Regions from separate parts of the Homo sapiens genome. Here region 1 is linked to region 2. A link is an interaction called in ENCODE POLR2A ChIA-PET data of the cell type or tissue named here. Cell type or tissue: OCI-LY7. All regions are shown on one strand. Each heading gives the region's core, and the rest is flanking DNA. Links, peaks and the distances in the headings are about the cores only.

Evidence for each region. Peaks named below come from ENCODE experiments on the same cell type or tissue, not always from the same donor. Only the 100,000 strongest peaks of a DNase experiment are listed, where the experiment ranks them.
Region 1: POLR2A ChIA-PET joins it to region 2 with 14 read pairs; 3 of 35 experiments call an interaction of 5 or more read pairs at or near these places.

Annotation. Positions count from the first base shown.
Region 1 is chr3:182,385,608-182,401,094 of GRCh38, forward strand. No RefSeq gene overlaps it. Among named protein-coding and RNA genes, the nearest start is that of LINC01994, 93 kb to the right of the region's middle. In OCI-LY7, for the core only: CTCF peaks have their summits at 6,782 and 6,981; DNase peaks (open chromatin) are centred at 6,784, 7,124, 7,734 and 8,564; H3K4me3 peaks cover 3,080 bases; H3K27ac peaks cover 3,762 bases.
Region 2 is chr3:182,317,139-182,332,625 of GRCh38, forward strand. No RefSeq gene overlaps it. Among named protein-coding and RNA genes, the nearest start is that of LINC01994, 160 kb to the right of the region's middle. RefSeq lists enhancers at 9,607-10,148, 10,149-10,689. In OCI-LY7, for the core only: no CTCF peak of the experiment used is centred there; a DNase peak (open chromatin) is centred at 8,303; H3K4me3 peaks cover 2,429 bases; H3K27ac peaks cover 3,605 bases.

The sequences.
Region 1 (15,487 bases), core at 6,302-11,301, 68 kb after region 2:
TAAGATGCTTTGAAAGAGGTAACAAAATGATCTATAAAGGCGAACCAGTGGGTGTCATTTCTTTAGATAATCAAAAACCTTTTGATTGGGGAATACACAAAAGGCTGAGGAAGGTTAGTAACCCTGGGATAAAAGAAAAATTTCCTTCATCAATTAAAAAACAGTTATGGAAAAATGGGAACTAGAACTCCAATTTCCCAAATGGAGAAAGATTAAAATGTTGGCATCATTCAACATTTATTATATTCAATGTGGAATTTAAGGAGATCTCCTGTAAGAAATCAATTACCTAAAATTAATTTGAAATATTATAAATCAAAACATGAAGTGTAAAAACAAGGATTTATTTTCTAATTAATAAAAGTAACAATAAAGATTTTTATTTCCATTCTAGTAGACATTCTTTGGCCTGGTAACCTAAGAAGCATTCACCAGCACTGACACAGCACCACATTCTAATGCTGTTCCTCCTTTTCTCCCCTATTCTTAATTTTTTACTTGCATTTTATTCTAAATTCTGTGGAGACTCCGATATTTAATATGAATTGTTTTTGCTGTTTTACTTCATTCAAAGTCATTAAGTATTAGTCTTATCTAAACGAAGTCAGCACAAAAACGACAGCAACACTAAGCTTATTGATGATAAAATTTGTAGCTTGTTTTTTTCCCCAGAGAAACTAAAAAACTCTTCAAAGACACTTACCACTTAATAATCATTTAATATGGCCAATGTGCTAATATGGTACACTTGTTAGAAAAAGAATAACAAAGTCTGTATCATACCAATTTAATCCTACCGTCTCTAGAAAACCTCCAAATTGGTGAAGCATCAAGCCATAGAGGGATTGTATTTGCAATGGGTACTTAGAATTATTTGGCTGGCAAAGGAAAGCAGAGCAAGAAGATGCCAACCATATGCAAGAACAGAGTTAACACAGTGACAGCCAAAGCATCATGTCCGTCTCATCAGCCTGCTCCAAAATACAAAGGCAGCGCAATGGAGCCAGCTTCTTGAAGGCTAAGGAGTCTATGCGAAGAGGGGATCAGAACACACCCAATGCTTTACATCCTTATAGAGCAACTAAGATGGAAAAAAAAAAAAACTAGAATGATAAATAATCGAAGTACACAGATCTGATACAGTAAAGTACCCGTGCAATGAAGGATGTTACCCAGCACAGGATAACTATGGCAAGGGCTGACACTTTTTTGCAGTATCGCAAGAACTTGAAGAGGATTCCAGCAATCTAGAGTCATCTGAGCCTGCTCATAGTTCAGCAGCCAGCTTTACATGCACTGAGTTTCTCCTGCAGCATCCTGCACAGTTCCCTACCACCAGTTTCAGCCCAATGCCTATCTGTGTCCCTGTTTTCGCCACTCCATGGTAAAATCTGAAAAATATGGGCAATAAAGTGACATTGTTTTTTTAAAAAGTAAAACTAATTTATTTATTTTCAAATGCTCTTACCTTTATGAAATGATGGCTATAAGAGATAGTGGTGACATCATTGCAGTAATTGTTGTGTTATTGCTAAAAAAAAAAAGATGTGGATAAGTGTGGGTTTTTTTTCCATTGAAAAATAGTTTGTTAAATCTAAAAATTTGGCAACTTCTGATGAAATGGTAACAATTCTGGCTGAAATCAAGTAGATTTGGCCAAGTCTCAGCTCTGTCACTTTTTAGTTAGGTGACCTCTTCTAAGTCTCTGTTTCCTCACCTGTTAAGTAGAAATAACAGTAGTGCCTACCTCATAGGTTATCATGAAGATTATTGAGATGGCGCTTAGCACAGAGCACAGTATAGAATAATGCTCCAGTGTTAGCTTAAAAAAAAAATAAAGAGCCAAAGGAAACACTAGTCATCATTTCTGGCCCTCAGTTTTCTCATCTCTCAGATGAGGCATTTGGCCTCAGAAACGTCTACATACCCTCTAACTGTGACATCCTATATTTTACCCCATGATTCTAATTCTACTTCTAGTCTATTCAAATCCACAACTTTTCATAGGCTCAGGCTGAATAAATTATGATCCATCCATATAATGAACCACCATCCAGCCATGGGATGACATCTACCTATATTATTGAGGGGGAAAAACATAGTTACAAACCAGTTATTAACAGCATAATTTGATTTTTATAAAATGAAATACATAGAAATGGTAATTTCTAACTCATCCTCCACCTGCCCCAATTACTCTAGGCCAACACTGTCTCATAGAAATATAATGTGAGCCACACTATGAGCCATATGTGGAATGTTAAATTTTCTAGCTGCCACATTAAAAGAAACAGATGGAATTTATTTTAATTATATATTTTATTTATTCCAACATAAACGAAATATTCTCATTTCCATATGTAATCATTACAAAAATTACAAAAATTATTAATGAGATATTTTACATTTTTTATATTGTCTTTGAAATCTGGTGTGTATCTTATACTTACAGTACCTTTTAATACAGACTAGCTGCACCCAATAGCTACATGTGGTTAACGGCTACTACATCAGACAGCAACTCTAGGCAAGTAGTCCCCCTCCTCACATTGAATTGGAATTGTCAGACTGAAAAGAGATTCCTTTTTATTTGTCTCATATGCCTATTGCCTAAAACCATTTCCAATGCCTACTGGATACTCAACAGAGATTAATTTGAATGAATACATTTAGTTCAAAGATGGGAGACTTTGCATTTTTAGTCCCCATGTTAATCATAGAATAAAAGGCATTGCACTGCTCCTTAAGGAAGAGCATAGAAATTTTGCAAAGCATCTCCCCTAAATCATACCTTGCAAGTAGTCTCCTACCTTATATAGGAGTAAAATCAGCCATACAGAAATGTAAGATAAGCCCACAAATTAACCAAAAAAAATTTAAAAGACTAAAGCTAATACCAAAACATATATTATAGACAAACGAATGTTAAAAGATAGGTGGGCTAAAATAAATGAATAATAAAAACTTTATTAAATGCCTATTACATTTTAAATAATTTACATATCTCATTTATAATCTTCACTAAAGCTCTGTAAGGTAAGTTAAGTTAGAGGAATGACACAGAGGAGAAAAATTTGGCCATGAAATTGTTAAAACAAACAAAACCACTTTGGGTTTAAATCTTAGCTCTATGACTTAAGGCAGTTTTCTTAATCTCTCTGAACCTCAGTTTTTTTCATCTATAAAATGGTCATTAAAATAAATACCCTTGATTGCTGTGAGGATTTGATTAATTGACACATAAACTTATGAATGATAGCTAGCATTATTATAGTGGGGCTCAATTAAAACAGGAGCTATTGTTATCATCTTGGTTTACAGAAGGAGAGACAAGCTCAGAGGAATAAAACAGCCCCAGTGTCATGTAGCAAGTAAGTAGCTGAGCCAGAATTCAAACCCAGATCTGTCTAACTTGGTGAGCCCATGCACTTTGCACATTACCATGCCTAAGAAGGTCTCATGGCAGAGGCCATAATGTTTGAAAACAGGAAAGACATTTTACAAGAGTATTCACATGGCAGAGGATACAGACTGAACACAATTTCAGGAAAAAGGCATCTCGCTGAACTGAATCAGATCACAGCAGGGAACTGGAGGAGCTCAAGGTGAGTCAGTACAGGGAGTTTGGCTTAAGGAAGGCCTTGAGCCAGTTGGAGGAGTTGAGACTTGATTGCCTCCTAAATCCAGTCATAAATCTGAGAAACAGTTGACCAATCTCTGTGCAATTATGAAGCTCTTCTTTTTCAAAACTTAATTCCTTAGGCTGATAGGAACATTCCTTTATTCAAGTAAAGGCTGAACATATGCTTTTCTACACTCTTCAAATCCTACCCTAAATTTGTCTTAATCCTTTGAGTCTACAGGAGGAGTGGCGTTCATGTTCCTGTATATTAACTGGGTTGTGAAAGAAAAACCAACCAAACTCTTATCTGTGGTTAATACATTGCAACAACCTTGCTCAGGTTAGATCCTTCAGCAGGCCCTTTAAACCAACACAGCTGCTCACCATTAGTTACCCTTTCTCATTTGGCTGTTTGCCTGAACCACCTCATCAATGAGGTATGAGCTACCACACCTGGCATGTTTATGTTTGAACCTAGTCATGTGAGGAACATTACAAACATATATTTTTTTAAATGAAGAAACTGCAGGTACATATATTTAGAATCTGCTTATAAATATGCATGCACCTATATACACATGATAAACATATGTTTTTAAGAAACACATGTAACCAGGGAGTCTCTCCAATTGAAAAGTTCACCAAAAACATTCTAATTATTTTGTTTTTCTAAAGGCTATTCTGTATTTTAAAATTGTTTATTCCTTTTCTCAAATGATTTACTTTGGCATACATTATTGACTTACACACATAATGAAACAAAAACCTACTAGCAAAAATTACTAGTAAAAAGAGGATAAAGTTTCAGGGAGATTGTTATTAACTTTTAATAAAAAGTTATGCCCTGTGATATAAGTTCATGGGCAATTATTTCTCATACTTTTCTAAAACAAATATACGTCTATATATCTATATATACTTGCCAATTTGAAATAAACTGGACAAAAGATTAAAATTGACATCTTATAAATATTTTTAAAGTTTGCAGTCTTCTCAACAAGAAAACAAATTAGACATTACTGATAAACTGAAACATGATTGAAAAGCAAAAAGTATTGTAATTATTCAAGACATTTTCTCCTCCTCTGGCTTGTTAGAGTCCTGGTGGTTTCATTATATGACACTTTTCAGCACTTTTAGCTGGTTTGTGGCGCAACCCCCCCAAAGAAATATGAAGAGTAATTTTCAAAAGGAACTTTTATTTTTAATATGGATTGATTTTTTTAAAGGCAGCTCCAAGCAGCCCAGTATATCAAACAGGAACCATCACACCAATCCCAACACATCAAGGGGCAGTTTTAACACGTGAGGTTTGTTGTTTCTAGCAGGTATCCATGTAGCGAGAGAGGTCACCACTCAGCGAGGTGCTTTCTTTCTGGTGTATAAGAAAAGAAATCACCAGGAATAAGGGGGGAAATGGGCTTGGGAAACAGGAGGGGACCTTGTCAATCTCCAAGATGCTAGAAAATGATCGTGGAAGGCTTTTGTTAGGGAATCCTATAATGGTATTGCTGCTCATCTCTTGTGGACACGAACAGCAACTAGCCTAAGATGGAAAGGGCGATAGAGGATTAGACAAATCGTGAAAAGGCACTGGAAAGGACATTACTGGTGTTTGGAATCATAAAGGCCAAAATTGTATCATTATTTACTCTCAACAGCAGTGTCCTTATAAACACAAGTGCTTGGGAGGAAAAAACTGAAGGTATACATAAAATGTTAATTAGAAGTGTATGTGTATAAATTATTTTACAAATGAGGAAAGAAAAAGCTCTTATAGGACTATTCTTATATATTCTTAAGGACCATAGGCAGCTTCTTTTAATGTTAAGAATGTATGCTACTTTTAAGAGAAGGATGTTAAGCTTGTTCCCAATCCCTTTTATTTTAAACATATGTATCCCTGAGAAGGTTAGCATTGTGCTGGAAATAATTTTGATGCATATAACAAAGCTATAAAAAAGAACAACAGGAAGAGATAGATAAATTTGTGAGGTTTCAAAATAGCTGGTAGGCTTGTAAGATCACATAGCAGGGTTCCTGGCATTACCCACTAGGGAGAATAACAGAATATTCCCGAATCTTGGATTTCAGGAAACTACATTGTAAAGCACTAGTTTTTGAACACACAAGTCAGTCTCAGCACATATCTGTCAATCACCCCACTGACACAATTGAAAAGGAGAATATTCTATCAGTATTTTTATAGAAGATAGAATCCAAGTTGTGTTATTTAATAAAGGTAAGTGTATTTTGAGTAAGATCAAACAATATTTCATCAACTAACTAAATCCCTTTTTCCTGAGTATTTTCTCTAAAATGATTGTTTGGGGGAAATTTAAAATTCATTATTTACCAGTAATTTGGATAGGTTCTTTTTTTCATTCAAGTAATAATAGTAAATACAAAAACAGCAATAGTTACAATAATAATCAAGAGTGTTTGTCTAATAATGTAGAGTCACCTTTGATGTGCCAGGCACTTGCTCAAGCCAAGGGGTGTGGAGATAAATCAGTCCCTGCCCTTATAGATTCCAGACTAATAAGGGAGATAAACACGGACTTAAATGATTATGATACAATCAGATAAGTTATCACAGAGTTGTCTGTAAAGATCATGATGACCTGGAATTCCGTACATGCAGGAATTGCTATTAAGTGCTTTTGAATGAAGAGAGTAGCCATCTGCCCGGCCAACCTACATGTGCATTATTCTGTCATTCTCCTCCTCTCTTGGTTGGACTCAACTTATAGCCTATTTGACCTGTGGCACTGGCCAGACCATTGGCCAATTTCCTAGATTTAATTCATGCTAGCCATTAATATCCTGTTGCATCAAAATACAGTATCGGGCAGGGGAAAAGCACAGTACCAGAATTATTTCTCCCGAGAAGAGGCAAACCAAAGTTTCCCTAATAGCAATTAAATGTTTCAGAAAGCACAATAACTCTTTTCCATATGTTGGGATATAGGGCAATCTTATTAGACAATTAGAAGAGACCTGGACTTAGATAAGGAAACTAATTCATTGTGAGTCTATAGGCAAGACATTTTATGAAAATCTGCCCAAGATTTAGATCACTCCTGTACTTAACTGGGTTTACAAGGCCCTTTCTTTCTATGCATTTATTTTGCATTTAGGGTAAGAAACCACCAGGTGGACTCCTGAGCCTTTTTTAGAGCCTCATGGTTCAAACAGCTAGGCTTCCTGCAGGTATAGTTCACAAAGAAATATAGTTTTTTTTTTTCCCCCACGAAAACAACTTTTATTAAAACAGTGAAGTGCAAATATTAAATATATAAGGACTCTTTTTCTAGAAAGAATACAGAACATAGAGCAAGACTTGGAGGAGTAAAAACAGCATGGATTTTTAGAGCTGGAAAATCTCTTTTCTAATTCAAACTCTGAAATGATGGCCCAGAGTAGCTCAGTGACTTTACCAAGGCTACACTGCCAGTCCAGGGAAGAGCTGAGAGCAGACTCCTAATCTACAAGCTTCCTGTTAGTCTTCTACTGAACACGTTCCTCACGTACCTCCTGTTAATGACTCTTTACAACCCACCAAGGCTTCTTTTCACACTCGAGTTAAGATAGGATGTTTCCTTAAATTCACCTTGAATCTCTTCACCTAAGCCTGTACACAACTTTGGGACTTTTCAGGACATTCAAAGCCCCTGTGTAAGGCCCCACATAATAACTCCTCACAAGACAGCTCTTATCTTCCTGCTTATAACTCCTTAAGAACTGCCAGCATTGCCTGCATACCCCCTGCTCCTAGTCCTTGTTTTACATATAGTGGCAAAGTCAAAAAAGAAAAAAAGAGAGATATGTATAATTGTTTATACAGTTGTAATTGTCTCAAGCAAATGGAGAGGATTTATTTCTTTTCCACCTGGACTAATTCTTCCCAAACTTCTCCATATTCTGACTTTTTGATACTTTCAAATATAAATATATTGCTATGTTTACTCTTTAAGCATTTGTTCCTTGAAGAGACGTTTTCAAGCACCTATTAGGTGCCAAGCAGGGTTACTGGGTACTGGAACAGCAGCAAAGCCACACTGTGCCTGCCCTGATGGTGCTAACACTTTAAAGGGGAGAGGGACCAGGGAATGAGCAGCATGCAAATACATTTGTATGTTTAGATTGTACAGTGAGTGTAAAGGAAAACAATGAGGGAAGTGAGAATGAATGCTGTGGATATCCACTTTAAGTTGAAGAAGTGGCAAAAAAATTACAGCTTCTTTCCTGTGATTTTATAATCTGTCTTTGTGACAAAATCTGTACTTTTCTAGTGGGATGTTACTTGTTTTCTCAGAATAAAACTTTCAGAAAAAGAGACATAAGATCATTTCTCCATATCGCCTTAACTTCCTCGTCTATAAAATAGGTAATCATAATGCTCCTCAGCCTACCGACCTCATATAGGTACTTTGTGAATAAAATAAGTCCATAAATGTGAGGTTGCCTCCAATATGTCACGTATTATTTAGAACAACTAATAGAATTTATACTGAAGTACAGTTTTTTAAAAAAAGAATAACAGCAATACATTTGGAAACATCTTGACAAACAAATAAACATTATGTCTCACCACAGGTTTTGACGGCAATTAAAGATGCCCACTTTCTAAAAATGTAACAAAACTTAGGATTCCCAAGTGAGCCAGCAAATATGCCCCTTTTAGCTTCTGTGCCAGTATTATAGACTCTGCCTTTAATTTTGTTTAACTGTAATAAAAGCTTATCATGCAGCCAAATCCCCACAGCAATGGACTCAAACGTTCTGCATGTGGAAGCCTGCTACCTTTCAGCTTCCCCGTTAAACACCTGTTCTGGGCTTGGGCCATGCTTCTGGTTTCTCATTCAGGTGGAGAGTCTTGCTTAAGGGGACAGGCAGGTATTTTTGCTGTCACCAAAGACAGCTAATTTGGGAAGCCTAATCTCGCAAAGGGGCCAAGTTTCAGCTCTCAGAGTGTTAGGTTTAGAGTAGAAGGAACTCCGCCCAGAAATGCAACCTGAATACTTCCCCCTCTGCCTCTCTCCTGTCATTGCTGAGAATCCTCTAAATAACTGACAACTTTTACAGATTTCAGGCAGCCAGGTCTGCATGGGAAGCTCCCATTCTTTCCTGTCACCGGTCTAATTTAATACTTTCCTCCTCAGATGGATATAGCACTCTTGACAAGCAGTTGCCTTGTGGTTTACTTCTGCTAATTCAAACACAACAATAGGATGATAAATTAGTTACAGGGATTGAAGGAAGGAAGAATTTTACAGGTGTGAATTCTTAGCCATGTCTGATCCAAATATTTCCAGAGGAATCATATGCTAGGCAAATACCATCTCCCCACTTTCCAGGCCTTTGCATCTCTTAATAGAAAAAGATGTCTTTTACAGGCGACAATTTTGCAATTTTGTTTAACCATAAGGATGAATCTTTGCCTGTCCTCCTTTCCAAAGCACTACTATGGAATAAAAAACAAGTTTCATTCAATAGTTCATCGGATAATAAGGATTGGTGATGCCAGTCACTGATTTCATTTCCAAACTGTGACTTAAAATATACAGCAGTGCTAGCAGCTGTTGATCATCTTAATGCTGGTGAGAAACAAAAGCAGTTACTCTCTGTCCCAGACCATTTTGATTTTAGAATGGAGAATTCTGTGCATAAAGTATTAGCTTGAAGGATTTTGTCATTAAAGTTTTGGAGAAAGAGCAAGTAATGTCTCAAGCACCTGCCTACTCAATCATAATCACTATTTCACAAGTAGGGAAATTAATTCTCAAAAAGCTGTGCATGATTTTTATAGTCCCAAAAAAAAATCTGATGGCAGATTAACCTTGAGAACAATTACAATTGGGAACATTGTTGGACTCTGGATATTCATTTATTTATTGAGCATCTACTATATTCCAGGAAGTCTGGATCATCTGTGAACAAAACAAAGATTCCTGTCTTTATAGAGCCTACATTCTTGTGGTTTTCAAGAATAATGTCCATATATTTTTGGGTAACTATGTCTCTATTAACTGTTTCACTACATGTTTTTGTCCTACACTTCTGGAAGATAGAGCCAACACACCTGAAATTAAACACACATGCACACACACACACACACACAGTGCACTAAGTACACATGAGCATGTTTATAAGAATTGGAGTAAAACTGGAGTGATGATGGCCTCCTAAAATTAATCAAGAAAAGCCACTGGGTTTAGCAAGCCTCGATCCTCTGGTTTGTTTTTGTTTTTTGTTTGTTTGTTTGCTTGTTTTTTTAAGAAAGCAATAGCTATTAAAACAGGCAGGAAAGAGAAAAAAATCCCAGGTGGGGAATACAAGAGGAAGCGCACACAGATTGGAAAGAGAGCACAGGTCCAAGAAACAAAGGGAACTATTACAGATAAGGCCAGAGTTCAAAAACAACTTGTTGCAGAATTTTACCTTGCCCATTTTCTTTACAGAATAATTAACAGGAACATTAAATATAATATGTTAATATATTGACATATTATAGGATGGCTTTTCAAGAAAGAAGTGTGTTTTCCAAACACCAGCCATGGACAAAACCATAGGTTAAGGTCAACCTCTACAAGTCAACAGGCTTTTGTGTGATTAAAGAGTCATTTGGAAGAGTTAACAAATTTTCGGTGTCTTCTCAGGCAATTAGAATTTATATTTTGATTATTTACCTCAGTCATTTATTAAGTTGAAAAGATTTAATGTGCAATGCAAATGTTTAAGGTACATAATAAATTTGTTGTAAGGTCAATACAAGTGATGTTTTCATAAAACATATTTGGCATAATGTCACCACCCTGCTAACCTGGGAGATGCTTAATAAATGGTGATCTGTAAAAGGTATCTCCAGAGTCCACTGGCCCTATCGATTATGATCAAGTAAGCAGGTGCTTGAGAAATTACCAGTTATTTTCAATGATTCCAAAAGGCCAATCCTTTTTAATACCAAAAAAAGCACCCCCCAACCCCCAAATGGCAACGACAGTCTTTTTTTTTTTTTTTTTTTTGGAGATGGGAGTCTCGCTCTGTCGCCCAGGCTGGAGTGCAGTGGCAAGATCTCGGCTCACTGGCAGTCATTCTTTTATCGTTACTATGCAGACAGTATGTGGTGCTTGTACCTATTTCAGAAGCCCACACTTCTGAGGTAGAGATGTGGAAGCATCAGCCACCCCCACCTTTCTGGTTATCACAACATGAGCACAACTATGTATCCAGCATAAGCCGTTCTGCTTTTATCTGCTAACTAGTAATGCTTGGTGTACTCAAAGTAAAGGCTCATTGGTATATAGAACTCGATTTTCTTATCCCCAATTATATAAATGTATATTGAATAAAATATAATTTTTTCTAACCCAGGTTTTGGCTTTAAAATAATGTTAAATAGGAGCCCAGATTGAGGGTTCATTCATTCTAAAAATACATGTGAAGGACATCGTGTCTTCTGTGCATTTGTATTTCCAATAGGTTTTACAAGGTTATCTAGGTTGTAGAAAGATTCAAATCTTTACAAAATCTTCAGAAAGGTTTCAATGCCATGTGACCAGACTATCAAATGATATTTCAAGTTATTTCCTAGAAAGGCCAAGCAACCTATGGAATGTTTATTAATAATTTTTTTAAAGGCTGTGTATTTAACTCTATAGCTCTGCCTCACTCTCTAATGTGTTCCATTCTGCCAGTTCTCTTCATTGTGGCCCAAAGCACAGGGGAAGGCAAAGACTATGGTCTGGCTGTCAGGGCTCACTCTACTATTCACTATTTACGTATATAATGTCAACTCTCTCCCTTTCTCACAATCTCTCTCTGTCATGAACTTCTCGAATGGCATCACAGTGAATCAAATCTGGAGCTCTTTCCATCCCTGTTGCTAACAGCCTCAGTGTACATCTCACCATGGGTGGTGGAATGGAGAATGAGGATTTCCTCCTCCTACCACACCACCCCTGGCTCTGTGCCATCAAGGTGGGGGCAGATATCTACCTGCCAAAACCCCTCTCTCCAACACCTCCCTCACTAATTTAAAAATGGTAAGCCTAGTAGGAAAAATTAGAAGAAATAAACAACAATAAAAGTGATGACTCATCAAAGCTTAACTCTCAGTGCAAGGTAATCTACATTGCATTGAATCCTCTAATGATTATTATGTTTTTACACTTAACAGCTGTTGCAGATAAACAACTCTGTTCACATTATTAAGCACCCCCCAGCTTCAGCTTTCAAGATCATGCGGTTGCAAGAGGGCACATAAACAAGCCAGTTGGGCCATTTCTGTTGAGTAACTTTTGTTGTCTTCTCATTAGTATGCTTCTGTGACTTTGCCATTCCTGATCATGACAAAATTGTGTCAACTCACTGAAGAAAGAAGGACCATCAAGCAGTACTCCAAGCCACGTAAAGGGATTGTTCAAAACTTCTTTAAAATCAAGTGAGCCAGACATGGTAGCTCACATCTGTCTGCAATCCCAACATATTGGGAGTCTGAGGCAGGAGGATTGCTTAAAGACCAGCCTGGGCAACATAGCAACACTCCATCTCTACAAAAAATAACATTTAAAAAAATTAGTTAGACATGGTGTCGCACACTTGTGGTGCCAACTCGGGAGGCTGTGGCAGGAGGATTGCTTGAGCCCGAGAGATTGAGGCTGCAGTGAGCCATGATTGTGCCATTGCACTCCAGCCTAGGTAACAGAGTGAGACCCTGTCTCAGTTAACCAATCAGTTAATTAAGTAATCAATACTCTAAGTGAAGAAGAATAATAGAGCACCATCTCTTAAAGAAGGGAGCCACAGTGCTGTGTCACAGATTAGGTTTAGCTGAGTGTTTGGAAACCACTGCACTTAAGGGAAAGCTGTGAGTTTAAGACAATGCCTAGCTTATGTTAAGCTCAACCATGAACATGTTTTAATGATATTGTTTGGCCCAATCCCTTCTATGTTAGTGATATTATTTGCCCCAGTCTCTTTTATGTTGGTGAAGAAAACCCACTGTGACTAGGTAAGCACCCGTAGTGCCATTCAAATATCTTTATAGAAAGATCTAGAAATTACACTTAATTGCTCTCCCTTTCCTCTCGACCTGTTTAATTAAGTCTTAATTTTTAGTATGGCACCTCCCTGACTTTTTCTTTCTGCCCCAGGACATCCTTGAAAGAAGTAGCTACATCTCAGAAGAGGCTCTTTGGCAAAGCATTAACCCAAGGACTGGCATTTCACTTTCTTTCTTTCTTTTTAAGTTCCTTAGGAATTGAGCTGTTCCTTGGTCCCCTGGAGTTTTCACCCGCTGCTGACTTCTGAGGAACCTCAGCCTGGGTCTGCAACCTGGAGAAGGAGCCCTCCTCCTGCAGCAAAGCTCAGGCCATGGTGGGCAGAACATCATTGCACGATGGTGCAGTCTGGAGAAGGACCCTTGTTCTGCAACAAAATGTTCTCACTCATAGGTGGGAATTGAACAATGAGAACACATGGACACAGGAAGGGGAACATCACACACCAGGGACTGTTGTGGGGTGGGGGGAGGGGGGAGGGATAGCATTAGGAGTTATACCTAATGCTAAATGACGAGTTAATGGGTGCAGCACACCAACATGGCACATGTATACATATATAACAAACCTGCATATTGTGCACATGTACCCTAAAACTTAAAAGTATAATAATAATTAAAAAAAAAATCAGGCCAGCCTGTTGTGACTGCCACAGAGTTGATGCCACCAACAGACTGAGGAAAGAGTTGGCAGCCACAGCCTCACACAGAATTTCTACTCAGTCTACTAGAGACCCACAGCCCATGCGGGCAGGGAATGATGGTGGAAGTAAGGATACATCATCTTGTCCCCTCTAGAACTCTGGCTAGGATGTGCAGTTTAGTTTTGCCTTAACCGAGACTTTCTATTTCTGAGAAAAGGTGGGAGAAAACTACCAAAGATTTTTTGTATACTTTAGACTCTTACAAAACAATCATTTTATGGTTAAGTGTAAATTAAATAATGAAACATGTGGGTTGAATTTTCCTTAAAATACACAAGGGTTTTAAAATTAAGTGGAAAATTCTCCTGCAAAATGCATTTAGAATTTGTTTTTTTGCCATGGTAGAAATATTTGAAACAAGAGAAATATCTCAAAACATAGTTTAAAACTTTCAAGAAACTCAAAACGGGACTTTATTCTGGCATCCTGGTATCAATAATTGTGCTACTACTCTTTAGACCATGATACTGAAGCCACATTCAAAAGAGTCTTGTTGTAATTCATTATGTAATTTAATTATTCATGTATTAATTTAACAGATCTTTACCAGTCACTTACTATGGCTCAGGCACTGTCCTAACCTTTTTCTATCCAGGTCTATGAGGTGACATTGCATCCTCACAGTATTACGGTATTGGAATTAGCTCTCAAAAGGATGAGTCTAAAAGATGTGCATTAAATACTGGACTAAGTTCCAGAGGGATCGGGGTTGTGTTGTTTTGAGAGAGCTTTGGCAGATTTTGAGAAACCTTTGGCAGATTTTATAAGAATCTATCACTTTGATAAAGAAACCATTAGGTTAGAGGTAAGGAAATTGCTAACATGCGTTTTCTTGTTTCTTACCTGCAACTGCCCTTATGTGTCTGACAAGTGAAAAACAGATCACTTTCTATGGTCAACACAGAGCTGGACCACTCAGAAACACTTTCAAGAAAGTGGTTGGTAGTCAGCTGCAGGCAGTGTGGTGAGCTGACATCTTCTGGCTGGAGGCTTCTTCAAGACTGGCCCAAGTGTTGGAGCTCAAGTCATGCTTTATTTCGGGGTTCCTTGGCCAATGGCTAAGGCAGTGACACGAAGCCAGTAAGACAAGTCGCAAGTAGGCCTCCTCTAATATGCAATCTTTGCTCCAGAGCTCCCTGTTGGGTTCGCAGGGCCTTTGTCCAGGCCTATGGCACAGTCTGATGCCTCCCTCAGCCCACGCCTGAGTCTCCCTTTCCTTTCCCAGGGTTGGCTGCCTGGAGTGCCCATCCTGCAGCACTTCCTGACAACAAAGGTTTTGCTGTCAAATATTTTTTGTTTCATTGTCAAAACAGATATTTAGGGTCTAAATTCTAATAAAACCGTTTTCACTAAAGAAAATTTCATCCCCTACTCTGTAAGCACTACATTTCTATCTTAGAAAGGAACAATAAATATCTAGGCACCTGCTAGATGGACTGTTTTCTTTTGCATTTCTCTGACATAGAAATTTCAAGAGACGCATTCCAAAGATGTAACACTAAACTAACAATGACCACATCGGCAACTCAACAGAGTATAAGAATCAAATAAACCTCTCTACTTATTCGCATACTATGATTCATAGGAAAGAAAAGGAAAGAGAAAAGAGGGGGAGAAGAAGGACAAAGAAATCGGGGAGGAGAGAAGGAAAGAGAGGGGCAGCACACTGGTGGCCAGGGACACAAGTAACTCATATTTTTCTTCTGAATTTAACAGGAACTCGGGCTTATTATTTTCCTTTGCTTGTCATAATTTCTTAAAAGTGAAAAATCTGTACCCTTACTACAAAATGTAACAAAAGAGTAAACCTTTTGGCTTCTCTGGGAAAAGTATTCTATATGTCTTGTAAGACATTTTATTTAGCTATAAAACATGAAACCCAGCCTTTTAAAATTGTCTTTAATACCACCTCGAAGTCATGGAACATATACTGGTCACACTTATACAATTTTATGCTTGTTGTTTGAATTCTTCAGGTAGAGCAGAGTTGGTGAAGGACTGGCTGATAACATTACCTGCTGTTCTTGCCTATCCACATGCAAATGCCAAAGACAATAAGTCACTGACATCCTCTTTCTTATTTGCTCTTTACTTTCC
Region 2 (15,487 bases), core at 6,386-11,385:
ATTTATTAAATAGGGAATCCTTCTCCCATTGCTTGTTTTTGTCAGGTGTGTCGAAGATCAGATAGCTGTAGGTGTGCAGTCTTATTTCTGGGTTCTCTATTCTGTTCCATTGGTTTATGTGCCTGTTTTTGTACCAATACCATGCTGTTTTGGTTACTGTAACTTTGTAGTATAGTTTGAAGTCAGGTAGTATGATGCCTCCAGCTTTGTTCTTTTTGTTTAGGGTTGCCTTGGCTATTTGAGCTCTTTTATGGTTCCATATGAATTTTTAGAAAGTTTTCTGTAGTTCTTTAAAGAATATCAATTGTACTTTAATAGGAATAGCATTGAATCTATAAATCGCTTTGGGCAGTATGGCCATTTTAATGATATTGATTCTTCCTATCCATGAGCATGAAATGTTTTTCCATTTGTTAGTGTCACCTCTGATTTCTTTGAGCAGTGGTTTGTAGTTCTCATTGTAGAGATCTTTCACCTCCATGGTTAGCTGTATTTCTAGGTATTTTATTCTTCTTGTGGCATTTTCCTAGGTATTTCATTCTTCTTGTGGCATTTGTCAATGGGATTGCATTCTGATTTGGCTCTCTGCTTGTTTGTTATTGGTGTATAGCAATGCTTGTGATTTCTGCACATTGATTTTGTATCCTGAGACTTTGCTGAAGTTGTTTATCAGCTTAAGGAGCTTGCAGGCTGAGTTTATGAGGTTTTCTATATATAGAATCATGTTGTGTGCAAATAGACATAGTTTGACTTCCTCTCTTCCTATTTGGATGCCCTTAAATTCTTTCTCTTGCCTGATGGCCTTGGCCATGACTTCCAGTACTATGTTGAATGGGAGTGGTGAGAGAAGGAATCCTTGTCTTGTGCCTGTTTTCAAGGGGAATGCTTCCAGCTTTTGCCCATTCAATATCATATTGGCTGTGGGTTTTTCATAGATGGATCTTATTATTTTGAGGTATGATCCTTCAATACCTAATTTATTGAGAGTTTTTAATGTGAAGAAGTGTTGAATTGTATTGAAAGCCTTTTCTGCATCTCTTGAGATAATCATGTGGTTTTTGTCTTTAGTTCTGTTTATGTGATTAATCATATTTATTGATTTGTGTATGTTGAACCAACCTTACATCCCAGGGATAAAACCCACTTGATTGTGGTGGATAAGCTTTTCAAAGTGCTGCTGGATTTAATTTACCAGTATTTTGTTGAGGATTATTTACATTGATGCTCATCAAAAATATTGGCCTGTTTTCTTTTTGTGTGTCTCTGCCAGGTTTTGGTATCAGGTTGATACGGCCATCATAGAATGAGTTAGGGAGAAGTCCCTCCTCCTCAATTTTTTGGCATAGTTTCTATAAAAATGGTACCAGCTCTTCTTTGTACATCTGGTAGAATTTAGTTATGAATCCATCTAGTCCTGGGCTTCTGGGATTTTCTTGGTTGGTAGGCTATTTATTACTGCCTTGATTTCAGAACTTGTTATTAGTCTGTTCAGGGATTTTTTTCTTCCTGGTTCAGTCTTGGGAGGGTGTATGTGTCCAGGACTTTATTCATTTATTCTGTAATTTCTAGTTTATGTGCACAGAGGTGTTCATACTATTCTCTAATGGCTGTTTATATCTCTGTGGGGTCAGTGGTAATATCCCCTTTGTCATTTCTGATTGTATTTATTTGAATCTTCTCTTTTTTCTTGTTTATCAGTCTATCTAGTGGTCTTATTAATTTTTTTCAAAAAAAAACACCTCCTGGATTCATTGATATTTTGAACGGTTTTTTGATGTCTCTATCTCCTTCAGTTCAGCTCTGATTTTGGTTATTTCTTGTCTTCTGCTAGTTTTGGGATATGTTTGCTCTTGTTTTTTAGTTTTGTTAGTTATGACATTAGGTTGTTAATTTGAGATCTTTCTAACTTTTTTATGTGGGCATTTAGTACTATGAATTTCCCTCTTAACACTACCTTAGCTGTGTCCCAGAGATTCTGGTATCTTGTATCTTTGTTTTCATTAGTTTCAAAAAACTTTTTTATTTCTGCCTAATTTCATTATATACCCCAAATTCATTCAGAAGCTGGTTATTCAATTTCCATGTAATTGTATGGTTTTAAGTGAATTTCTTATTCTCGATTTCTAATTTGATTGTGCTCTGGTCCAAGAGATTTTTTGTTATGATTTCAGTTATTTTACATTTGCCGAGGAATGTTTTACTTCCAATTATGTGATCGAATTTTACAGTATGTGACATGTGGTGATGAGAAGAATTTATATTCTGTTGTTTTTGGATGGAGAGTTCTGTAGATATCTACAGGTCCCTTTGATCCAGTGCTATGTTCAGATCCTGAATAGGTTAATTTTCTGTCTTGATAATCTGTCTAATATTGTCAGTGGGGTGTTCAATTCTCCCACTATTATTGTGTGGGAGTCAAAGTCTCTTTGAAGTTCTCTAAGAACATTTTTATGAATCTGGGTGCTCCTGTGTTGGGTGCATATATATTTAGTATAGTTAGGTCTTCTAGTTGAATTGAACCCTTCACCGTTATATAATGTCTTTCTTTATCTTTTTTGATCTTTGTTGCTTTGAAGTGTTTTGTCTGAAATTAGGATTACAACCCTTGCTTTTTTTCTGTATTCCATTTGCTTGGTAGATTCTCCTGCGTTCTGTTATTTTGAGCCTATGTGTGTCATTATGTGTGAGATGGGTCTCTTGAAGACAGCATACCATTGGGCCTTGCTTTTTTATCCAGCTTGTCACTCTGTGTCTTTTAAATGGGGCATTTAGCCCATTTACGTTCAAGGTGAATATTGATATGAGTGTATTTGATCCTGTCACTGTGTTGTTAGCTGGTTATTATGTTGGTTTGTTTGTGTGTTTGCTTTATAGCGACACTGGTCCTGTGTGTTTAAATGTGTTTTTGTAGTAGCTGGTAGTGGTCCTTTTTTTTTCTATCTTTAGTGCTCCTTTCAAGATCTCTTGTAAGGCACGTCTGGTGGTAACAAACTCCCTCAACATTTGCTTATCTGAAAAGCATCTTATTTGTTCTTCACTTAGGAAGCTAAGTTTGGCTGGATATGAAATTCTTGGTTGAAAGTTTATTTCTTTAAGACTATTGAGTATAGGCCCCTAATCTCTTCTGGCTTATAGAGTTCCAGCTGAGAGGTCATTTATTACTTAATTGAGCAATTATTTTCCTAGTGCTGTGATAGGTACAAGGCATGCAACAATGAAGAAGATAGTTGTGGCATCCACTTTAAGGAGCTGTGGGGTTGATGGGGAGGATAAACAATAATGTCTTGCTGGCAGAAGTACTTATTCATGTGTCTGTGCATGTGTGAGTGTGCATGTATGTTAGCATGTGCATCAGGTAGTTGAGGAATGGAAAGAAAAATTGAGGGGGTGTAAGGGGTGTCAGTGAAGGCCGCCAAGGAAGGCCTGGAGGAAAGGAAGAGAGGCACAAAGAGGAAGTAGGGAATGGAGAGTTGGATATTTTTTATCATCAAGTTAATAGTGTATATGAAAACCCAAAGTTGGGAGCAAGAGGTGAGGCAAGACATATTGGAGTAGCCAAAAGAAGCCCAGGCTGAAGTGGTAGGCAGAAGGTCTTAGGTACTACACTAAGAATGTTGGATTTCCCCAGAGTGGGAACTCAGAAAGGCATATCAGAGGAGGTATTGCTATTGATACAACAGGTCTTGCAAAATGATGACAAAACCAATGTATTGTAATTCAACATAATGAATTAGACCCAAGATCACAAAGCCAGGAATCTGTCTTAGGAAGAGCTTCCATGGCCTCTGCCTCTTGGCACCTTGGTTTCTCCAACCAAAATGGAGCAGGTATCAACTAGTTCCTTCTTGAGAGAGCACTTTGCTTGCCACACATAAGTTTTCATTGCCTGAGATCCATAAAGCAGCTTATACCAAAAGAAAAAAAATAATCATATTATATTGCTAACATATTACGAGAGATTATAAGCTCCAAGTGTAAACACCAATTATGCTCAGTTAATATTCCCTAATAATATACATTAAAATTAGCTGAATAAAGGCCAAACACTGAGCCACAATTCTTAAGATCTTATCTCTTAGTTGAAGAGCTGAATTGGGGGGGAGATCTGTATCTGGCATAGAAGATTCATTGTAGCATAAAGTACATTGCCTTCTAGCTCCTTGAGGTGTAATGCCCTCTTTCATATGATTTCCTGAGTTCTTTCAGTATATAGTCTTTTAAAGTATACCTGTTATTCATTTGTCATTCTCAACCAGGTTCTGACAAATGCTAATGGAAGAAAGGTGCCCATCTTTCTTCCAGTTATAACTTCCATGTTGTCTCAGTTATAACCACTAGGTTATAACACACAGCTCTTTCTGTTATAACATGGTCAATATCCTCCTGTTTAGCACCGAATTAGTCTCTAAATGCTGTTTCCGTTGCTTTTGGCTTTTTAACCACACATCATAACTCATAACTGCTATAGGCTTGGATGTTTCACTTTGCCCAGAATGATACTCATGGATTAATTTCAAGAGCCCCCATGCCTAAATCACCACAGCTCCATCTTAAGAGTAGTCTGCTTACTGCTGCTTCCTGGTCACATGATCATGAAAGGCAAGCAAAACTGGAGTGGGTTAGATATTTCCAAGTCCAACTGAAATTGTGAAAAATAAAGTGCTATAGTGACCACAACTGTGAATTGGCAGAAATCATTTCCAACAACAAACTGGTATAGGTTTTTACCTTCTAGGAAGGATTGTATCCATCATAGACGTTAAATTTCATAGATGAAAAAGAATTTGGTAAATGAATCAATCCCTTTGCTACATCTCCAACAAATTAATTGACCAGTTAACAATAGATTCTGATATAAAACTTTGAACCGAGTGAATTTTTTTTTTTTTTTTTTGAGTTGGAGTCTCGCTTTGTGGCCCAGGCTGGAGTTCAGTGGCACAATCTCAGCTCACTGCAACCTCTGCCTCCCAGGTTCATGCCATTCTCCTACCTCAGCCTCCAGAGTAGCTGGGACTACAGGCACCCGCCACCATGCCCAGCTAATTTTTTGTATTTTTAGTAGAGACGGGGTTTCACCATATTAGCCAAGATGGTCTCGATCTCCTGACCTCGTGATCCACCCGCCTCAGCCTCCCAAAGTGCTGGGATTACAGGCGTGGGCCACCACGCCCTGCCCGAACCAAGTGAATTCTATCCTTCACACCAGATGATAAGCTGAGTCAGCATTTTGCTAAATCAGGATAAAAAATTGTATTTAATTATTGTCTTTCTGATGATCAGTTTGAAAAAGACCATTCAAGCCTTTGCTAATTATTCTTCCTTGGTATAGGCCTTGGTTTTTATTTATAACAGAATCAGAAGAAAAGTTTGCCCACTTCGTTACCTACCATGATTTCCACTGAAATCTTTTGCAAAGTATGTGTTTTCATAACTCTAGTTTCAGGAGGTGCTCTCTAAAAAAGTTCAATGAGAAAGAAGTTTCACGGTCAGAGATTTTAGGGACAGATTACAAATTATGTCACTTCTTGCACATTTACAATAGACATTAGCATAGTAAAGCCACTGAGAAGTCCTACAGTGAAAAAACCTATGTAATTTTATTTCACTAAGACTCCCTAAACTATCTGACCACAAAAGCCTGTTTTCAAATAACACCTATTAACATCCTGTGGAACAGTGGTCCATTGAACGTCCTCAGAAAGGATGCATTAGAGAGCCAGGAGACATCCAACAAGGCCAAGATATTTTCTAACCCTCAACTTTACTAAATAACTGGCCAATTTAATTGCATTTATTCAATTACCTAAATATTAATCATTTTAAAAGTATACATTTTAACATCAACTATCTTACTGTAAAATTCTAGTCATTTAATACAAGCACCATATCAACACAGTGTCTGCCCTTTAGGAACTGCTAGTATTTTTGGAAAGAAAAAGATGCATTTCCTTAAAGGGAAGTTGCACAGAAAGGCCACATGTGATTATGTAAAAATTAGTGGGGCAGAATTAAGCACTATGAAAGTTGAAAGGAGGAGGGCAATTGAATCCACATTATCCACTTTTAGAGACAATGGCAAAACCCATACACACCCTTTGTTCCCTTCTGCCTGTCATTTTTTCTTCCTTTCCCAGAGACACTCAGAATGCAAAATGTGTTATTTGTTCTGTGCCCACAGCTTTGGCAGGTTGGGATCCCTACATTGTTAAGCCTAAAGGCATTCAATATTAGAATTTATTGTCAGGAAGTCATAGATCTTAGGTCAGGGTTAGAAGAAAACTCTTACCCTCATCTAAGCCACCACATCCCTTGTCCTGGCCCCCAGTGGTATCCTTGCTGCCACCCTGGCCCCCTTATACATGGTTCCCCAGGCAGCAGCCAGAGTGATTCTTTTCAAGTGTAAATTGGACCCGGTCTTTTTTTCCAGTGGCTTCCCATCACAATTAAAATAAAACCTAAATTCTCACCACAGGCTACAAAACCCTGCAGTGATCTAGCCCCTGGCTACCTCTCTCATCTACCTCCTACCACACACCTCCCTCACAGAACTCCAAACCCACTGGGCATCTCCTGCTTCTCCTTTGAAGGCCTGCACACTTGCTGCCCTCTTCCCCACTGTGGCATTTCTCCTCGCTTCATCAGGTCTCGGCCCAAATGTTGTCTCCTCAGAAAAGCCATCCCTGGACCCCTTACCTTAAATAGCGCCCTTATTCCACACCTCACTTCCACTTAATCCTCCATTCTCCCTCATCCTCTTCATTTTTCTGCAACTGGCTTATTGCTTTTTAAAAATATTTATGTATTTACTTGTTGACCTTCTTGAGGGAGGGGACATAATTCTGTTTCATTCAATGTTGCAGTTCACAGTGTCTGGTACACATGAGGCATTCCATAAATATTTGTTGAATGAGTTAGTCAATCAATGAATGATTGAATGAATAAATTTATAGTAGAATAAACATGCACAGCAAAGCAGGATATACGCCAAAAATTATCTGAATAAATTAGGAAGTACATACCTTCTCATAAAAATCCAGCAGGTGAGTAACTCTTATGGTGGCACAGGAATTCCAAGAACTTCCTCTGAAGAAAGTCACTTCTAGCTGGGTGGCTTTGCATAATTCACTTAGCTTTTTTGTGTCTCCAGTTCTCTTAACTGCAAAAGGAGGACAATAATAACTACCTTGCAGGATTATTGTGACAATTAAAAAAGATAATGTGTATGAAGTTCATAGGCCAGCTGTCTTCCACAGTGGATGGTCATTATTATCAATTCGCCAAAGCTTCTTTTATAGAATTTCCTTAAATAGAAAGGTGCCTTTCATAAGTTCAAAGTGAAGGCCATTTGGCCTGCTAATACATGAGAAAAATAATTAGTTATTCATGAAATGTATGGTAAGTATGAAGCAAATAAGTTTTTTAGATTATTGTTTTGAACTACCTAGACCACAAAGCCCCTCAGCATTCTGAGGATAGGGACATGTGATACATCACCTATGCACTAATGTTTTTTACTTTCAGGGGACCTCTTAGCTTATCAGGAGAAAGCTACATGAAGAGTTTAAACAAGAAAACCCTTTGGTTTTGAAGTAATTTAAGAACTACAAAGAAGATGTGAAAACAGTATGGATTCCATATAACCATCACCCAGCTTCCACCAATGATATTGTGCACAACCATAGTAGAAAGTCGAAACCAGAAAATTAACACTGGTCCGATTCTATTAACTTAGATACAAAACTTATTTGAATGTTTATGGAGGATCTTTTCTAATCTTGAAGTTGGGAGCTAATTGGGATCATATCTTGGTTCCATTAATCAGGCAAATGAGACAAACTTACAGATTAGTATATAAAGCTCTAATTTATATAATTATTTTCCTTTTCAAATAATTTTAGAATTTAAGAAGCTGTTAGTTTCTACCTACCTAGAAGTCTGGTCTACGCATTCTGAAAAAGCAAAACACAAAGCCCTTCACAGTTCTAAAGAAATGCAGATATGAGAATCCCTGATTTTAACCTCTAAGCTCAAGGCCCATATTTCCCTGAGAAATGAATTCCTCCTTTTCCTGTTAGTTCTGGATATTGCTGTGCATTAGTGTTGAAAGGGAAATAAAGCTGAGGCAGGCCCGAAATTCAGCAAGCACTTAGACTCCAGCTAGAGGAGGACTACGACAGAGAGGAGCCATCCACATGCCTAGGGAGGGCCTGAAGGTCCTGTGAGAGACATCCTTACTTGTGCTCCTTCAGCCTTTGCAAGTGCAGAAGCCACCTGCAGCCGGGCTGGTCACACACAGAAGGGCACATACCACCTGTTCCTCACCCAGGCGGTATTCTCCTTGCCGCAAAGCCTCCCGACTCACCACTTCTTCCAGTTCTGAATGTGACAAATTCGCATCAAGTGAAATTTGTTAATTTGACGTAACAAAAAGATATGCAAAAGCGTTCTTTAAAAAAACATCTAAAAATACTAACACAAAGTCAGCTATAAGTGAGGTACTGTCATTTTTTCTGTTTCATTAACTGAACGCTTCTGTTTTCCTCTTTTGTGTAACCCCACCCTGCAGGGTGGTCCACTTGAACTAATGAAATATGGCTTTAAGTGTATCAGGGTGGAGATGACTCATGCTCCATAATTAGAGTGCCTTGGGACTGAAAAACAGAGCTTTTGGTTTCAGGGCCATCCAGGTTTCACTTTTGATTCTTTATAAGATTTTTCCAAAATGTGAAGATCTTGTTCCAGAGAATAAAAAGATTGATCATGGCAAAATTATATCAGAGTACCTCTCTTTTCCCTTAATTCATGTTGTAATGAAAGAGTATAGACTATGGAGCCAGGAAAGATGAGTTTGAATCCTAGCTCCACAATTTACTGAATGTTTGAATTTGGGCAAATCATACCCTCAGTTTCCTCATCCGTACAATGGGTAATATAGTATAATACTATCTACTGGGTTTGTTTGGTGAATCAGAGAAGGTCATAAATGTGAAAGTCCTTTGCAAATAAAAGAATTTTACAGGTATGTGCCAGGCGCGGTGGCTCATACCTGTAATTCCAGCACTTTGGGAGGCTGAGGCAGGCAGATCATGAGGTCGGGAGATCAAGACCATCCTGGCTAACACGGTGAAACCCCGTCTCTACTAAAAATACAAAAAATTAGCCAGGTGTGGTGGCAGGCACCTGCAGTCACAGCTACTCGGGAGGGAGAATACTACTGAGGGAGAATGGCGTGAACCCGGGAGGCGGAGCTTGCAGTGAGCCGAGATCGCGCCACTGCACTCCAACCTGGACAACAGAGCAAGACTCTGTCTCAAAAAAAAAAAAAAAAAAAGAATTTTACAGATATGTTATCATTGCTATGTCACCTGGAAGAAACATAAAATCAAAAATCCCATTTAAATTCATTAGAACAGTTTGAATGTCATGCTAATGAAATGATTTGATAGATAAGCTTTTCCTTTCCTTCCTTTTTTTTCTCTTTCTTTTTTCTTTTCTTTTCAACTGGGGAATGAAAAGAGTATATAAAGAAGAGGCAGAAGCTATCTTTCTTCATAAAGTTCTTCGTAAAGCAATCTTCATAAAGTTCATAAGATGTGCAGTGTCCTTTTTCTCCTTATGAATATTCTCCACAAAACTGTGCTCTGAGTCTTGCCACTGTGGAAAATCTGGAGGGAAAACCTAAAGCCAGTCTGCAAGAGAGTTTTCATAAGTCTTCATGGTAATGAGAAAAATAACCATAACTTGGTGAGCTAAATTAATTAAATTTACATGACTGTCATTTATCCTGAGATTATGTCCTTCCTACCTTATTTAGTGTAAAAATCCCCTTTCTCTTCTGAAATGATGGTGATAGTGGATGGCAACTGTTTTGTTTGCTTTCAATGTCCTTACTCTGCAAAATAAGAAGTTGGCTACCCTATGTCAGGCCCCAATTATTTTTTGAAATTGGACTGGCCCATGACATGCCAATCTCTGGGAACCCTTGGCTTGGAAGGTTAATTGGAGATGGCAGGAATGGCGGTGGGGAAGCTAGTTCAGCTGCCTGTGTTTTGCTCCCTTCCCCAGAGCCCGCGGGGCCCACTGCCCCACATCCGGGCTGTCTCCAGTCCCTGGCTGTGTATCTGCGTCCCAGCCCCCCTGCTCCTCATCCCTGTCCGCTTCCCTCTCCCAGCCTCTCCGGGCTGGCGTCATCCTTCTAGACACAGCTTCATAAGTTTGCCATGTGCAGTGACCCTGTGTTGACACCGAGCCATGATACAAACTATGGGATTGTAATGAATCTCTAATTACCCACAGTACCTCAGAGAGTCGTCAGCCCTGCTGCTCAGCTATATTCCCCACCAATTTGGTCATCACCAAGCATTCAGACTGCAGCCAAACTCTATGCCTGGAAACTGGAAGCCCCCACAGTCTCAGCCAAATGAGGCTGGCTCTGCAGGCTTCTGGGAATGACAGGATGATTTGCTCCCTTGTTATGAATCAGAGAGGGCGTTTGCACATGAATCATTTAGCTCTGCATGGAGACCCTGTTCTCAACTTTTATTTCTCCTGTAGGTCAGGCTGAGTGGATGCTCAGGAACCCTCCGGTGATTGCCCTTGGGTGAGGTGGGGGCGGGGTAAACATTTTTAATTTCGTGGGATAATTCTGAATCCTACTTCTTAAGCTAAGCCAAAATGGGAGGTGAAAACTTGTCTAGGTTTCATAAAGTGACAAGCAGCAGATTTTTATTTTTCAATAGAAAATGTCATATCTTACCAGTGGGGAAAAATAGCTTCAGAAAAATGACAATAATAATATCCCTCCGCCCCCCCACTACATGCTGGAAATTGCTCTAGAGGCTGTGTATACATTATATCTAATCTTGACTAAGACAAAAACACAATCGACCAACAACAAAGTCATTTTACAGACAAGAAAACTGAGGCTTGGACTGGTTAAGTAACTTGTTCAACTCATATCGCTAGAAAGCAGCAATTTGTCTCATTCCAAGGCACAGGCTTTCTAAGAATATTTAATAGTTGGAACTTAAGAGAGATCACTGGTCTTAAAGGGAAGATGGTCTTTTAATTTACTATCAAATCTCAGTTGAAAAATTACTCCTGGTTTCCAAAATAAGTCATAGAATTTATTTTTTAAAGATTGAGTGAGATAATCAGCATGAAAATATTGACTTGAAAAAAGTTAGTAAAATACTCGAGAAAGTGCTCAACTAAGTCAAGAAACATTTCAATTCAAATATCACTGATACAAACATTAACTATTCTTTTCAATATTCAAATATCCCCTTGCATGAGACAGGTGCTGGGGAAATAAACATGCATAAGACACTCTCCACCTTCAAGGAGCTTAGAGGACATTATTGATGTTGTTCTTATTTCCCACATAATATAGTATTAAAAGTTTTATTTATACAGTGCTATATGTGAAACTTTTTAGAGCAGGTTACTAACTAATATTTCTCCGGTTTTTCAAAACCGGGGCTTACCATAGCATGAACGGTGTCATACTGTTCAGTTTGTGTGAGTTGAGGATGCCTATGGCCACTCGATGTTCAGGTTATACCCAAGCAATGTGAAAAAGTTTTTCAAGGAATAAATGTATGTATTCCAAGGTTGTGTTTTAAAACAGAAATGGATGAGCCATAGGAAGTGGTCATGTGTTTCTGAAGCCAGTCTATTTTCCTAGCATCAGGACATGATTTTAGTCCAGAGGCTCCTTGCAATCCAATTGGTTTCCCGAATTTGCAAGTAATTTGTACTTTCTGTTGTGCAACAAAGCTTTGTGATTAAGACAGTACTACTCTGTTCTTGAGACTTACAGCCTTCTCCTACCACCTAGAACAGATAATAGAAAGTAACTTTACTCATAGGGAGCATTTTTATAATTAAAATTTATAGTTCCTAAATCCAGAGTCTGTCAATCATGCCATCTCTCACCTCATCAATAAACTAATACGAAGTTTTAGCTGGAAGGGAATTTGGAGATTAATGTCTTCATTTCACAGATGAAGAAACTGATGCACAGAGAGGTGAGGAGACTTCAAAGACAAACTGAAAAAATCTGGTATACAGGATGCTAATGGAATATAAAGACGTTCTACCTGGGGTAAGAAGTTCGCATTACTCTATTTTTGAAGGTTTGCTCCCACTGTAGTGTTTCCTATATGTCCCTATCAAGTCGATGGCAGTCTCATTGTCTTTCTAAACAAGAGCCACTTCCCAAGAAGTCTGTCAACATTTTGGAAATATAAGTTCAAGCAACAAGATAATTTAGGATGTGCCTATATGAATTGAATATAACATAGGGTTCCTAAAGCCTTTCAACCATTACAGTTCATAATGCTACAACTTACTGAGCACCTTTCGTATGTCATGTATTATATATAGTGTATCACTCATTTTCACAGGCCAGAATCTATTATGAATCCCATTTTACAAATAAAGAAACAAGTGATGTTCCTACAGTCACACAGATTGTAAGTGTAATCAAGTTTCATCCACTTCTAAAGATCAGGATGCTCCCCTCCCCACCATCTGTGAACCCAAGCCCCAAAATAAGCAGAGGGTGGTAGTCTTGCTCCATTTTCAAAGCACATAAAATTGTTGTATCACGAATTTAAGGCTGGGAGGAAGTTTTACACATAACATCCTTAGCTACGTCTCTCTACCTACAAGGAGTCTCAACCTAAGTCATGGTCCCCTTTGTCTCACTACAGCCACTAAGTCAACAAAAGTATTCCTCTCTGGCTCAAGAAGAATGAAAGACTAGAGTTATGCCTCCAATGTCCACTTCCAGATCAGCCTTAAAGGAGTAAGAAGTAAGCATTGAGTAGAGATCTCTCCAGGCAAAAATGTGTATTTAATAATATTCCCTTGCCTGTTATTATTATGTTTCTGCTTGGTAGTTGAAACCGAACTCCAGAAAATACCTATTAAAATTTACCCATTCAGGCCAGCTGCAGTGGCTCGTGCCTGATAACCCCAGCACTTTGGGAGGCCAAGGTGGGAAGATTGCCTGAGCCCAGGAGTTTGAGACCAGCCTTGGCAACAAAGTAAGACTCTATCTCTACAAAAAATAAAAATTAAAAAAAATTAGACAGGCATGGTGGTGCGTGCTTGTGGATACTGGGAATAACAATAAAAAAAATTGTTACTGTTTCTTTGTGAAAAAAGTCCTAACATATCAAGAATATACAATTTTCAAATACATTTCATTGTGGTAGAGAGAGTTCTTACAGTTATTTTATGTGATTCTCAGATTTCTCACCCTCCGTTATGATGAGATAGAGATAATCTGCCTAATTCTGGCCAATGGATCATATAAGTGAATTAGGCAGATTATCTCAATATCTCAATATCACTTCTTCTCTGAGGTACATTGGAGGCTGAGGTGGCAAGATTGCTTGATGCCAGGAGGTTGAGGCTGCATGTTCATGCCACTGCATTCCAGCCTGGGTGACAGAGCAAGAACCTGTCTCAAAAAAGTAAAATAAAATTTACACATACAGCAAAAAGGCTTAAAGAGGATTGGCTGTTCCATTTTTGTTCTCTTCAGCACCCACTTGGATCTGAAGAAGAGAGATAATGGGCCTTTCTACAATTCTGGTGGAAAACAAAAGAACACAACTACATTGTTAAAGAAGTCAGGTAACTGTCTAGAACAAGGCAGCAAACAGAAACCAGCCAATAGAATAGATGTGGGTGGGGTTTTCCCAGTCATAGAGTTGTGTGTAAAGTATTAGAAGGCTTCTATGGATTTCCCTTGCATAGCTCAGTGCCTTGCACTCTTACTTAAAAAAACTTTTAAATAAGAAATTAAATTGATGTTTTCAGATGAAAGGTAGTGTATCTGTGATTATAAGATTAGTAATGAGCATGCTTGGGAGCTTTTCTAGACAACAGAGTGGTGAGCCTAAGCTTCTGGGCTCTAGAAGCCAAATAGCCTAGGCTTGAATCCCAGTTGCATCACTTCAACTACGTGACCATGGGTATGTTCCTGACCTTTCTGCTGCTGTCTCACCTTCTTCTGTAAAACCGGGATAAAAACAATACCCATTTCATGGAGTTATTGTGGGGATTAAGTGAATTAATATATGTAAAACACTTTGAAAGGTACATGGTACAAGGTACGTGCATGATAAATGTTCATTCTTAGAGCTTTTGTGTTTGTTTTAAACAGGTCTTTAATAAAGCTAGTATATAGTGGAACTTGAACAAGAGGGAAAAAAGACGTTTTGCATTAATTATGTACTTTTAAAGCACTCTACTGCTGCTTCCTATTTCTTGGTGTTCATCTGGGTGTGAACATGGAACTCACTCTGCATAGACAGGAAAACAGTATTGCGTTGTGACTCTCATTAACACCAGTGTTCAGGAGTGGAGTCATCAGCTGGGATCGTCTCAGTGAGATCTCAGGGGAGTCATAAGTCATAGCCCAGTCGTAATATTAAAAGCAATTACTTCTGGCATGTTTCCTGCCATTTGATATTTGCAGACTATTTTGTAATCTTCTGGTTACCCTTTGCCCATCTGCTTGTACCTAGAGAGATGACAAATCTTCCTTCTGCTTAACAAATTCTCCTAAATTGATGGAGTAACTCAGAGTAAGAAATAAGAATGAACCTCAAAAGTTTTTCACTTTTATCCTCAAGTTTAGTCCTGCTGTAAAACTATAATAATTTAATCTTTGAGAGACCAACAGAAATAAGAGAATAATAATAATTATTATTATTGCTAATATGTGTTGAGTGTTTACATATAGTATTCTAAGCATAATACTATGATGCAAATATTCTTATTCCGTCTATGAGAAGGAATGACATGAGAAAACCAAGACATAGAGAGATTAAATATTTTGCTCCATTTGCATGGCTCCTGAGTGGTAGAGAATTCAAACCTAGACAGTCTCACTCTGGGGCCTATGTTCTTCACCACTGTGCCATAATAGAATCCTGCTTGAATCCATGACCCAATGAAGTAATTTCAGACCTTTCTGCACTCTCTCTTTTGAACGAGAAAATAACTGATGAAGTTTGGCTTGAAAACATGTACAAACATGCAACAATGCAGAGCGGGTCACTAGGACGAAGTGCCTATCTGAGAAGCTCTCCACCTATACCTTGGTAAATTTCTTACCATTTTGAGTCTTCCTTAGAAGGTCAGGAACTTGATTTTTCTAAAACACTAAAAAAGATCCCATTTCTCAGGGCTTAGCTCATATTAACTAAGCTTAGAAAGACTGGGAGGCAAATCAAACTGCCAAAATATTAATCTATTCTAACATCAAAAAACATTTATTGAATGCCTTACTATTGGTGATAAAATGGTAATTCTAAGAGTCTCAAAGTCCCTGCCCTCATGAATTTTACATTTCAAATGAGAGGAAAAGGTAATAAAAATATAAATGTCTGTAGATCAATCATACAAAATCAATTACTACTGAAGTGTTATGAAAAAAATAAAGCAGGAAAATAAACAAAGGGTAGAG